Regions from separate parts of the Homo sapiens genome. Here region 1 is linked to region 2. The links are chromatin loops, found by intact Hi-C in ENCODE. Cell type or tissue: PC-3. All regions are shown on one strand. Links, peaks and the distances in the headings refer to the core of each region. The heading gives the core; the rest is flanking DNA.

Region 1 (5,384 bases), core at 251-5,250, 51 kb after region 2:
CTGAAACAATCATTTGGCCAGCTGCTGGGAGTATTAGAAGCTCCCAGCTCCCAGCTGAGTCCTTCTACAGGAATTGCCCTTCTCTGAATCACAGGCTCCTGAGTAGAGGGAGGTGGACCCATATCCAAAGACTGGTCAATGGCCAGCCCTTTTGCTGCCAAGTGGCACAACCCTGAAGAGTCTCTCCGACTCCCAAGCTCCTACGGAATCAGCACCCACAAGGCAGTTCACCTCTTCCCTCTGCCCAGTCCCGCCGCCTTCGCTCCTGTAAGCTGCCTGCACACTGGTCTCCATCGCAGAGTCTGGTTCCTAGGGAACCCAACCTCACACACACTCTGGGAGTTTCGTTCTCTTCTACCAGAGTGAGGCAATGAAAATCAGCACAAAGAATTCTGGCCAGTACTGTGGGTGAGGAATCCATTTCAGGAGGAGCCACCAGAGCGCAAGCACCAGGTCACAGCAACAGAGTCCAAGGGATCCACAGGCCAGAGAGTGTAAACGCTTGTAACTGCTGACCAAAGGCTCAAGTATGTGGTCTAGTGTTATCACTTGTTACCTCTGAGGAGTACAGAGTTGTGGTTCTCAACCTTGGCTGCAAAATAGAATAACCAACGGTGTTGCTAAAATTAGTGATGCCTGGGCCTCATCTCAAACCAACTGAATCTGAGCCTCCTGAGCCTGAGCCTGGCCATCAGTATTTGGTAATCACTTGATTTCTCTGGGCCTTGCTTCTCTCATCTGTTAAAGAGGCAATAGTAGTTAGCTCCCTACAGGGCTGACGGGCAGGTGCTACCTGGTTATCATTCCGTTAAGTACCTGGTGACTTATCAGGCATTCAATACTGAATATCTTCCCCACCTTCCTACTTAACTGCATGGTTAGAAAAATGCAGATGTTCTAAATAAGGATGCCAAAGCACAAATATTGCATGTTATTGGTTGTCTTCAAATCAAGAGGCATCTATTTTACCATCCCTTAAGACAAAGGTCTTCCTAGACATTGGCCAAGATCGTGGACAGATTCAATGTGCCCTTGGGCATATTTACATAAAGTTTCTTGAAATATACCTTCTTTTTGACACATAGTCATATGAAAACTGTACAAGTTTTCTTTTTAAACAGTAAAATAATTTGTTCAAAGCCACTTACCTATTTTGCAACAGGATAGCTTGCTTTTAAGACTGTTTGACTTCATATCCCATCACTGCTTCTTAGCTGTGTGACTTTGGGCAGACCATTTAAACACCCTTTGCCTCAGTTTCCCCACCTACAAAATGGCAATAATAATAACACCTACCTCATAGGAGTGTTGAGCTGATTAAATGATATTTTGCTTGTTAAGTATTTATCAGAGAGGCTGGCAAAGAGTAAGTACTCAGTGAATGCCAGCTATTTTTATAATTTCTTGGAGTGAGTGAAAATATGTGCCAGGTGAATTTTAAAATTTTAATTCCATTAGCATTATTAAAAATACAACCATATTAGGGTTGCAGATTGAATAAAACCACATGGATTTCTCATAAAGGTTTTGAGAATTTGTGAGCACTCTACTAATAAAAAAAGATGAATTGGGCATATCATCTTAAGCCCAGAAAAAGCTGAAATAAAACACTTAATTGTGTGAATTTTATTCCATGGTGTCAAACCTTAGAGAAACCGGGATTTAAAGGTATTTCAAATTTACCTCTTTTACAGTAAGCATATGAGGAAAAGGCTAGTTTCATCAGCTTCCCTTGGTAGGTATTGAGAAAGATTAATGAATGTCTTGAGTTTGAACATTAAGTTCTTATGTGTTAGATTTCTATAGCCTTCACTTCTTGATGTTTAGGGAAAAACAATTAAATATGTCTCCGCATTTTGCTCCATACATATTAGATAAATCAACTGGAAATTGTATTCAGCTACTAGTAACAGAGACTTAAATATTGGCTTAAATAAAGCAAGGATTTTTTCCCCTTATAAAATAAGAGCAGTGCAGGTATGATGACTCCAAAGCACCATCAGGCACCTAGGCTCTTTCCAGCTCCAGGCTTCACCATCCCTAGGCTGTGGCCCTTGTCCTCAGGCTTATAGGATGACTGCTGGAGCTCAAGCTCTCACTTGAGTGTTCTAGGAACAGACAAGGGAGACACAAGGAAAGGCAGTGGGACCTGCTGACTGAGTCATCCTCCTTTAAAAAGCTTTCCCTGTAAGCCCCACTCAGTGACTTCCAGTTACATATTACTCTGCCCACCCACCGCCCTCATCCCATGACACATACACACCTCTGCAAAGAAGGCTGGGAAAAATAATGTTTCAGTGGACAGCTTGCCAAATCCTAGAATACAGGGATTCCGTACTAAAAAGGAAAGGAAGGATTATACTGGTTAGAGACCTAAAATTTTTGCAACCGTAAGTTCTTAATAAATTGTTGTTTACAAAAAAGAAGAAAAAAAGGAGGAGGAGGAAGAAAAGAAACGACCTGCTAATTTATTCATTATTGTGTCCCTAGGACCTAGCTCAGTACCTGGCACACAGTAAGAGCTGAGTAAATATTTATTTAATGATTGAACTAAAGAATGAGGTATGGATATAGAATAAAGGATTGATTTTACAGGCTCACATGAAAACCAGTCTCTTGAATCCAGATACTTAGCCTTTAAAGAATTATTCTAGCAACAATACAGGGTACTGTAATTATCCTCATTTGATACATGAGGCTAAAAGGGCTTAATAACATGCCCAGGGTGAGACATCCTCTTCCCACTGCCCTCCACAGACCCAGGCCAGCATAGCCAATGCCTCTGCCTTGATGAGCATGAGGGAATGGTCCTAGATGGATTATCTAATGTCCTTCCTTTTTTACAGATGAGAAAACTAGATGCCCACAGAAGTTAAGAATCTTGTCCAAAGTCACGTAGCTCAGAGAAGAAAGTGATTATTAGAATCAGGTATATCAACCCCCAGTCTGTGCTGCATGGGCCCCGAGTTCCCATTGGCACCAACCTCTCAAGAAATTGGTGTGATTGCCTGGAAACAGACTTTGATGAAATAACTGTGAGCTGCTCAAGATATTTTCCACCTTCCCTGGCCAACATATTCTACTCCCTTGGAAGCCACCCCAGCATTCATTGTTGAGGGTAGAGTGTCAGGTTGCAGGCTGCAGATTTTAGTAGCATTGGAGAGAGAGGCAGCATTAATTAAAAAGCAGAGGGAAAAGCCATCACCAAAATTGCCACCCACTCCAGGACAGTTGCCTCTAGGAGCAAACGCCTTAGCACCAGCCCTGGGATGGAAGTTGTGAGCAATAGTAGAGTGACTGACCATCCTGGTTTGCCCAAGACTGTCCTGGCTTTAGCACGGAAAAGTCCTGCATCCCAAGAAACCACTCAGAACCTGTCAAACAGGGCCAGTTGGTACCTCCAACATATTTCTGTTGTTGCTCTTGGGTTATACATTCAGAGACTTTCAATGGAACTTTGGAAAAGTGGGGAACAGCAAGGAACCACAAGAGGCAGGTCCAGCATGTTGGGTCCAACCCAGCACAGAGGCATTTGTTGAGTACCAAATTGATGAGAGGCAGAGAGCCAGGTCCTCCCTGGACATGGAGCCATCATTGCTAGTGTTTTCTGGGCACTCACCCAGTGCTGAGTGGAAGGGCTTCATGTGGATGAGTTCGTTGATCCTCACAACACCCCTAGAAGGCAGATCCTATTGTTCTCCCATTCACAGAAAGGAATCTGAAGCACGAGGAGGTGAAGGAATGCGCCCAAAGTTAAAAGCTGTCAGGCAGCAGAGGTCGGGTGCAGACTGGCCGACTCCAGGGTCTGCGTGCTCCCTTCTCATTGCACTGCCCCATACAGGAAGAGAAACATCACCTCTTCACTCAAGAAGTGTACAACATGGGAGACAGGGTGAGGTAAGTGCGCAGATCCCTTATGGAGTAATATCAATGCCACCGTGGCTGACATTCCCTGAGCAGTTGCTGTGGGCCAGGCCTCTGCTCAGCTTCTACGTAAAGTGTCCATTCTCATCCTCATTATGATGAGTGTGGTACTATTAGCATCTCCATTGTATGACAATCGGACTGTGGCTAAAAGAGGTGAAGCATTTTACCCAGCATCTCACAAGTGGTGAAGCTGGGATTCAAATCAAGAAGTCTAATCCCATGGCAGGGCAGAACTGTACCTTGCTTAGGAGCTCTGGGTGTTCTCCCAGGCAGGTTAGGTGAGGGCCAGGTGAGAGCTACTAACAGACTGCCCTAGAGATTTAGCCATTTCTGCCTTTTTGTTCATTTGCACTAAGTGTCATTCTCTAGTCTCAAGCCTTGGGCTGTGTTCTGCTAGCAGCCCCCGAGCTGGTGGTGGCCACCATCATTTTGCAAGCCAGTGAACCAAAAACCACTCCGAGAGCTCCACAACGCAACACAGAAGGCTGAATCCTGGGACAGACGCCACAGCACAGTGCTGTTTTGGAAGGCAGCTTTCTGCTCCCAGCCCCAGCCTACCTTTCCATTGCTGCTGTTTTCTTCCTGCTCCAGAGAAGGGCGAAAGCACATTATCTACCTACATAGAGGAACTATGGAAGCCCTGCCAGGCCCTGTCTCATCCCAGAGCTTGAAGACTTGGGTTATGATCACTGCAGAACCAAAAGGCATTATTAATATGGATGTATTCCAGAAGTGACCAGTTTAAAAATCATTCAAGAGAGCATATGCATGAGACCATGCGCTGCTGTTATGCCTGCAAAGCCCTCTTTGGTAACAACAGCTCTGAGAGCTCTGACCTCCCACCTAAGAACCAGTGGCCACAGAAAACCTTTCTGCAAGAATCCCTGCTCCTTTTCCAGCTTGTCTGGAGTGAGAGAGTAGCTGAGGCTCCTGGACAGCAAGTTGCCTCTAAGAGGGGCCACTGCATCCTGTCATAAAGAATGGATTAGGCTGGGAGGCCGGGTGCGGTGGCTCATGCCTGTAATCCCAGCACTTTGGAGGCTGAGGCGGGTGGATCACAAGGTCAGGAGATCGAGACCATCCTGGCTAACATGGTGAAACCCTGTCTCTACTAAAAATACAAAAAATTAGCCGGGCGTGGTGGCGGGTGCCTATAGTCCCAGCTATCCCAGCTACTCGGGAGACTGAGGCAGGAGAATGGCATGAACCCTGGAGGTGGAGCTTGCAGTGAGCCCAGATCGCGCCACTGCACTCCAGCTTGGGCGACAGAGCAAGACTCCATCTCAAAAAAAAAAAAAAAAAAAAAGAATGGACTAGGCTGGGGGGATAAGCTGGCTCTTTAGTAAACAGAATGAACCCTGCTGCTTCTCCCACAACCAAAGGGAAAAGTGAGCCCCAAAACAGAGCGGAACGTTACTTCTCTAAGCAAAAGACAAAGGCACCCTCCTGGGTGAGTA
Region 2 (5,384 bases), core at 151-5,150:
GGCTGAGGGATAAAGGACTACATATTGGGTAGAGTGTACACTGCTTGAGTGATGGGTGCACCAAAATCTCAGAAATCACCACTAAAGAATTTATGCATGTAACCAAAAACTACCTATACCCCAAAAACTATTGAAATAGAAATAAAAATTTAAAAAACAGCAATTCTAGGGCAGTTGGGATGGCTATTTTGGAAAATCTTGGGGCAATGACTAAAAATACCATGAAATTGTAAAGTGTTACAGAAATTCTTAGTGATGGCGCACGGCATCGCAGGGATCGGAGGCTTCAGTTTATCTGGGAAGCTCCTGCATTCAGCCACCAAGGCCTCTGCCTGGATATTGTGGCCTTTATCCCTAGCCTCTGATTTCTAATGTGGTCTTTATGATGAGCCTGGAGCGTTGCCATGGAAAGCACTCACAGCTGCTGAACCAAAGTCAGGCTGTTTTCAGATTTGAGTCTGGCTGCTGGCTGCTGCATACTATCTGTGGCCAGGCTTTCTGAATGATATTCAAAAATTACCAACACACACACACACACACACACACACACGCACGCACGCACACCAAGAAAAAGAAATCAACTGAGGAACAGCTTCCCATGATAGTCTATTATTTTTTTCTACTCATTTTGATAAAATGTGACATTTGAAATTTCAAAATAAATAATCATAAAATCTGCTTTCTTGTGCAGCCTATGTGCAGGGTGGCCAACATAATACATGGAGCAATTAGAAGAAGTAAATAAGAAAGAGGAGTTTGAAAGGAGGAAAACTGTTTTACAGTGCAGGTTCTATTCCAGTAATAGACCAAGGATCAATACAAGGACATAGATAATTGATTTACAGGTAAACACACGACTTTAAAATGGTGTTTTCTGCAACAACATGGATGAATTTTAAAAATATTAAGCTGAGCAAAAGAAATCACAAACAAAAGAGTATCTGCTCTGTAGAACCATTTATATGAAGTTCAAAACTAATTAACAGTGATAAAAGCCAGAATTGTGTTTGTCTATGGCAGGATAAGGGGTGAATTAACCAGAAAAAACCATGACAGAATATTGTGGAGTGATGAAAACCTTCTGTTTCTTGATTTGGGATATAGTTACATGATTTAACACCATCAGTAGTATGCTGAGTCTGTCTCTTACACTCCTGAGGGTAGAATTTTTGTAAGCCGATTGTTAAACCATCGCTAGCTTAAAATCAGCTATGGTGGGAGTATTTAAACCATGCAAACCAACAAATGCTACAAATCAAGTTTGGGTCTTTCTGCAGAGGGCCACTTTACCAGCATACCCTTGAATACATTTGTCCAGCTTCATCAAAGTATACACTTAAGATTTATGAATTTTAATGTGTATAAAATTACCTCAATAAGGCACTGGTAGCAAAGAAGAAAAAAAGGATAAAATAGTGTCTTCAGTTAGTGAACCAGTCTAGTTGTTCATTTGTGACTTTCATGTCCTTATGTGCCGTTTCAAGCCTTCATGAGTTCCATTTTCTAAAATTGAGGCTCACCACGATCGTAGTAAATAGCTGGCTTGACACTGCGTACTCTGTGAGCCGCTGAGCTACATTTGAATTAGGTATAGTGAATTTTAATATAATCTGTGTCCTAATTTTTACCACCTCTCTTAAAATATCCTTACATACGTAAAGTATAGGCCCATCCTTCTTTTTAAAAAAGTTTCATATGTTAAAGTCTTTATATGTCAAACACAGCAAATATTATATTACTGCATATAAACTTAGTTCACCATTCTTTTTAATTGAGTAAATCCCTATCACTTTTATGCTTTATTTTCATTATCTTTTGTTTTATGGGTTTTTTAATACCTGTAAAAAGAGCTATGGCTATGTTGAATTCAAATAACACAAAAGGCTAAAAAGTCTTTCCCTAGACTCTATCCCAAGTCCTACTGTTTAAAGAGAGCAACGGTTGGCTGGGCGCGGTGGCTCACACCTGTAATCCCAGCACTTTGGGAAGCCGAGGTGGGCGGATCACGAGGTCAAGAGATCAAGACCATCCTGGCCAACAGGGTGAAACCCCGTCTCTACTAAAAATACCAAAAAAAATTCCTGGGTGTGGTGGCACGCCCCTATAATCCCAGCTACTCGGGAGGCTGAGGCAGGAGAATCGCTTGAACCCGGGAGGCGGAGGTTGCAGTGAGCTGCTATCGTGCCACTGCACTCCAGTCTGGCAACAGAGCGAGACTCTGTCTTAAAAAAAAAGAGCAATGGTTAAACATTAGGATATAGCTGTCCAATCTTTTTCTACATTTATATTATACACAAATCAAAATACATATACACACATGCTACACTTTTAAAAAACAAAAATAGGATTATGTATAATGTTACACAACTCGGTCTGTTTATTTTATCTTCCATGCTCATCTTTCCATGTCAGTGTAGGTGAGCTCTACCTAAGAAAAGCTTCGTAGGTACCACTACTTATTTAATCAGTCTCCTCCTGCTGAACTCTTAGACTTTTTCTAAACTGTCATCATTACAAAATTCCTACAATGAACACCCTTGTGTTAAGTTGAATCATTTCAAATTGCTGTTTGTGTATATCAAAAAATGGTTGAATAGCAGTAATTTCAAATGGGTCATACTATACATTTGTATTTCTATAGGATACACTTCTTGAAGTGGGATTGGTGCATCAAAGAAGATGTGCATTTTTATTTTGATGACTACTACTACACTACCCACCTCATAGATATGCCAATTTATACTGTGCTCATTCCCCATGCCCTTGACAATAATAAAAGCTTTCAATCTTTTTAATTTTTGCTAGAAGATTATGCCTCCGTGTTTTGCTTTGCTTTCTTTCCTGATGATTGAGGAGGCTGAATATCTTTTCGTATGCATACTGCACCCAGGACACTTAAAACATCATTTGATTCTCCCACAATCCTCCAAACACACTCCTATTTACAAAAAGAAAATCAAACCTCTTTTTGAGAGAATTAAAGAACAGATGCCTATCGTTAAAAGGATTCCTTTTAGGAAGCTGGGACGGATTATTTTTCTGCCTTCAAATTTCTATTCGTTTCTGTTACTGGACACACAAACATGTATTGTTTTTGCCTAGAGCGAACTCCTTTGACCTCACTCTTCTGTTTTCTGAATTTGAATCACTTGGAAAATCCACTGGGCTTTGGATCTGAGAAGCCGACACTGGGCTCTGGGCAAAGCTGTGGGCTTTGCAGCCTGCCAGCAGGGGGCCTCTTCAGCTCTGAGAGGCCTCCTGGCCAGAGCTCCATTTCCTCCCTCCTAAACAAGCTTCTCCCCAGCGCAGAGAGGCAGTTGCTGGCTTCCACTTAGGCAGGATAATTTAGTGAATGAAAGTCGTTTGGCTTCCACCATAGTAATTAGTATGCAAATTACCAGTATATTACCTGCAGAGTCATAAATTACATTGACAGACTTAATATTCACAGATTCAACATTCCAGTGAGGGTAATTTTTCTATTTTTCAATAGTTGTAGACCAGGCCGATCCACCACCTTATTGAACTGTTATGCATTAAATCAACAGTTGAAAAATTAAGCATTTTCCAAAGCATTTTATTATGCATTTATTTCTTTCAGTAGGCAGTCAAGTGGAACATTAAATATGCAGTGTGTCTAAGAGTACTAAATGGCTGGTGAATACATTTAAGCCTAAAACAGTTTTTTTGTAACTTAAAAAAAGAGACACAACACAGGAAAATCTATATCATAATACAATCTATTGAATCTTTGCCAACACCATTAGAACCAAATATTTTCTAGCTCAGGTTCCCGTAAGTAAGAGGAATCATTAATCCCCAATAAGTGGTTCAAGCTAATGCTGCTCACAAATGGAAAATGGCTGGCCCATAGGAAAGGGGTGCAGTGAGTCCACGTAGGGGTGGACAGGGTCAAGTCTCATCATGTCAACATGATCTTTCCTTCTTCTATTCACCCAAGAGACCAACTGAGCCCGTATTCTGTGCCAGGTCAACAAGATGATTCCTGCCTCCAGGGGATTTAAGGACAGTTAGAGTCAAAGTCTCTTAGCTCAGCCCCTGCTGATGGACAGCATGGTGAGCACTAATCATTGAAGAGTCATGGGGAACACCCAGCACCTTTTCTACGTCCAGCCTCAAAAGCCACTGGAAAGTTAGTGAGACTCAATAATTCCTTCCTCCAGTTCCTCTCTGCACATTCCTACAAAATAAAATTACCTTTGCTTTAAGAGTCTAACATTACTATTGAGGCCATTGAAGGACATATTTATTGATGGTTTCAACAAGGAGATCTGAGAAAGGTGACTAGAGATGGTTAGCAGGAATGTACTGAGAGACACCCATTCACAGATGTGCAGATAACGCCAAATTGCAAATAAACCAGGTGGCTGATGTCTGACATTTGGTCCTTAACTTTAGAAAGTACTTAGCATTTAGAATACCATCCTTCAAACCAAACAAAAGAATTATCCTACGGAGATAGAAAAAGGCAGGGGAAGAAAACCACTTTGCTGCCACAGCTTGGGCCTGCAGTGGCTTCTGTGTCCCCACACTGTATTTGAGGATGGGCATCACCACTTCAAATTCTGGGGGAAGAGCCCCTTGGCCCTGGTTTTCTACTCTCTGTAACCAGCTCACACCTTTCTTTGTGGAGCTATGATCGGCTGAGGAAATGAATTGTTTTCAAAGAGTCTTTCTGAAGAGTGAGCCAAATGGAAGTAGGACAAGATATCTCAGTTAATGTGGGGGTCCGGTAAAGAATGTGCAATTCAAGCCTCCTACCCTGTAACATTTCTCAGGGTTGGAGGTTGCATGCTATGAAGGCTGGAAGAAGTCAGAACATAAGGCAGGAGTTGAAAACAAATGTGCATCGTGTACTTCTCCAAAAGCCACAAATATATAATATCATCTACAGGGAGGTTTACTGTAACATTAGCCTGTCTTGTGATCACTCATTCAGTAAGTATTTACTGAGTGCATATTATGTGCTGACACTGTCTTCTATCAAAATTTTTCTCTTAAATGTCAGCATAGAATCTCATACTTTATTTTATAATGCATTTTTAAAACTGCCAGATTATTAGTATGAACTTTAAGAGCAGAAAGTGCTTACTCACCAGAGAATAGGCCTTTTAAAAGTTGATTCATTTTTTAATTGAAAAATAAAAGTTGTACATATTTATCATGTACAACATGATGTTTTAAAATATATATATATTGTGGAATGGCTACATTGAGCTGATTAACATATGCAGTACCTCACACAGTTATCATTTTTGGGGGTAAGAACACTTAATACCTACCCTCTTAGCAATTTTCAAGACTATAATACATTGTTATTAACCATAGTCACCATGTTGTACAATAGATCTCTGGAACTTATT

What was found. Hi-C counts contacts between places; a loop is a spot of excess contacts. Peaks named below come from ENCODE experiments on the same cell type or tissue, not always from the same donor. Only the 100,000 strongest peaks of a DNase experiment are listed, where the experiment ranks them.
Region 1: a loop joins it to region 2, with 2.2 times the contacts of the local background. A loop is called at or near these places in 5 of 110 quality-filtered maps.

Annotation. Positions count from the first base shown.
Region 1 is chr5:72,659,419-72,664,802 of GRCh38, forward strand. All of the region lies in intron 7 of TNPO1-DT (TNPO1 divergent transcript), which reads right to left. Among named protein-coding and RNA genes, the nearest start is that of TNPO1-DT, 150 kb to the right of the region's middle. In PC-3, for the core only: no CTCF peak of the experiment used is centred there; a DNase peak (open chromatin) is centred at 2,203; H3K4me3 peaks cover 374 bases; H3K27ac peaks cover 869 bases.
Region 2 is chr5:72,608,084-72,613,467 of GRCh38, forward strand. All of the region lies in intron 7 of TNPO1-DT (TNPO1 divergent transcript), which reads right to left. Among named protein-coding and RNA genes, the nearest start is that of ZNF366, 100 kb to the left of the region's middle. In PC-3, for the core only: a CTCF peak has its summit at 3,227 (motif pointing right); no DNase peak of the experiment used is centred there; H3K27ac peaks cover 760 bases.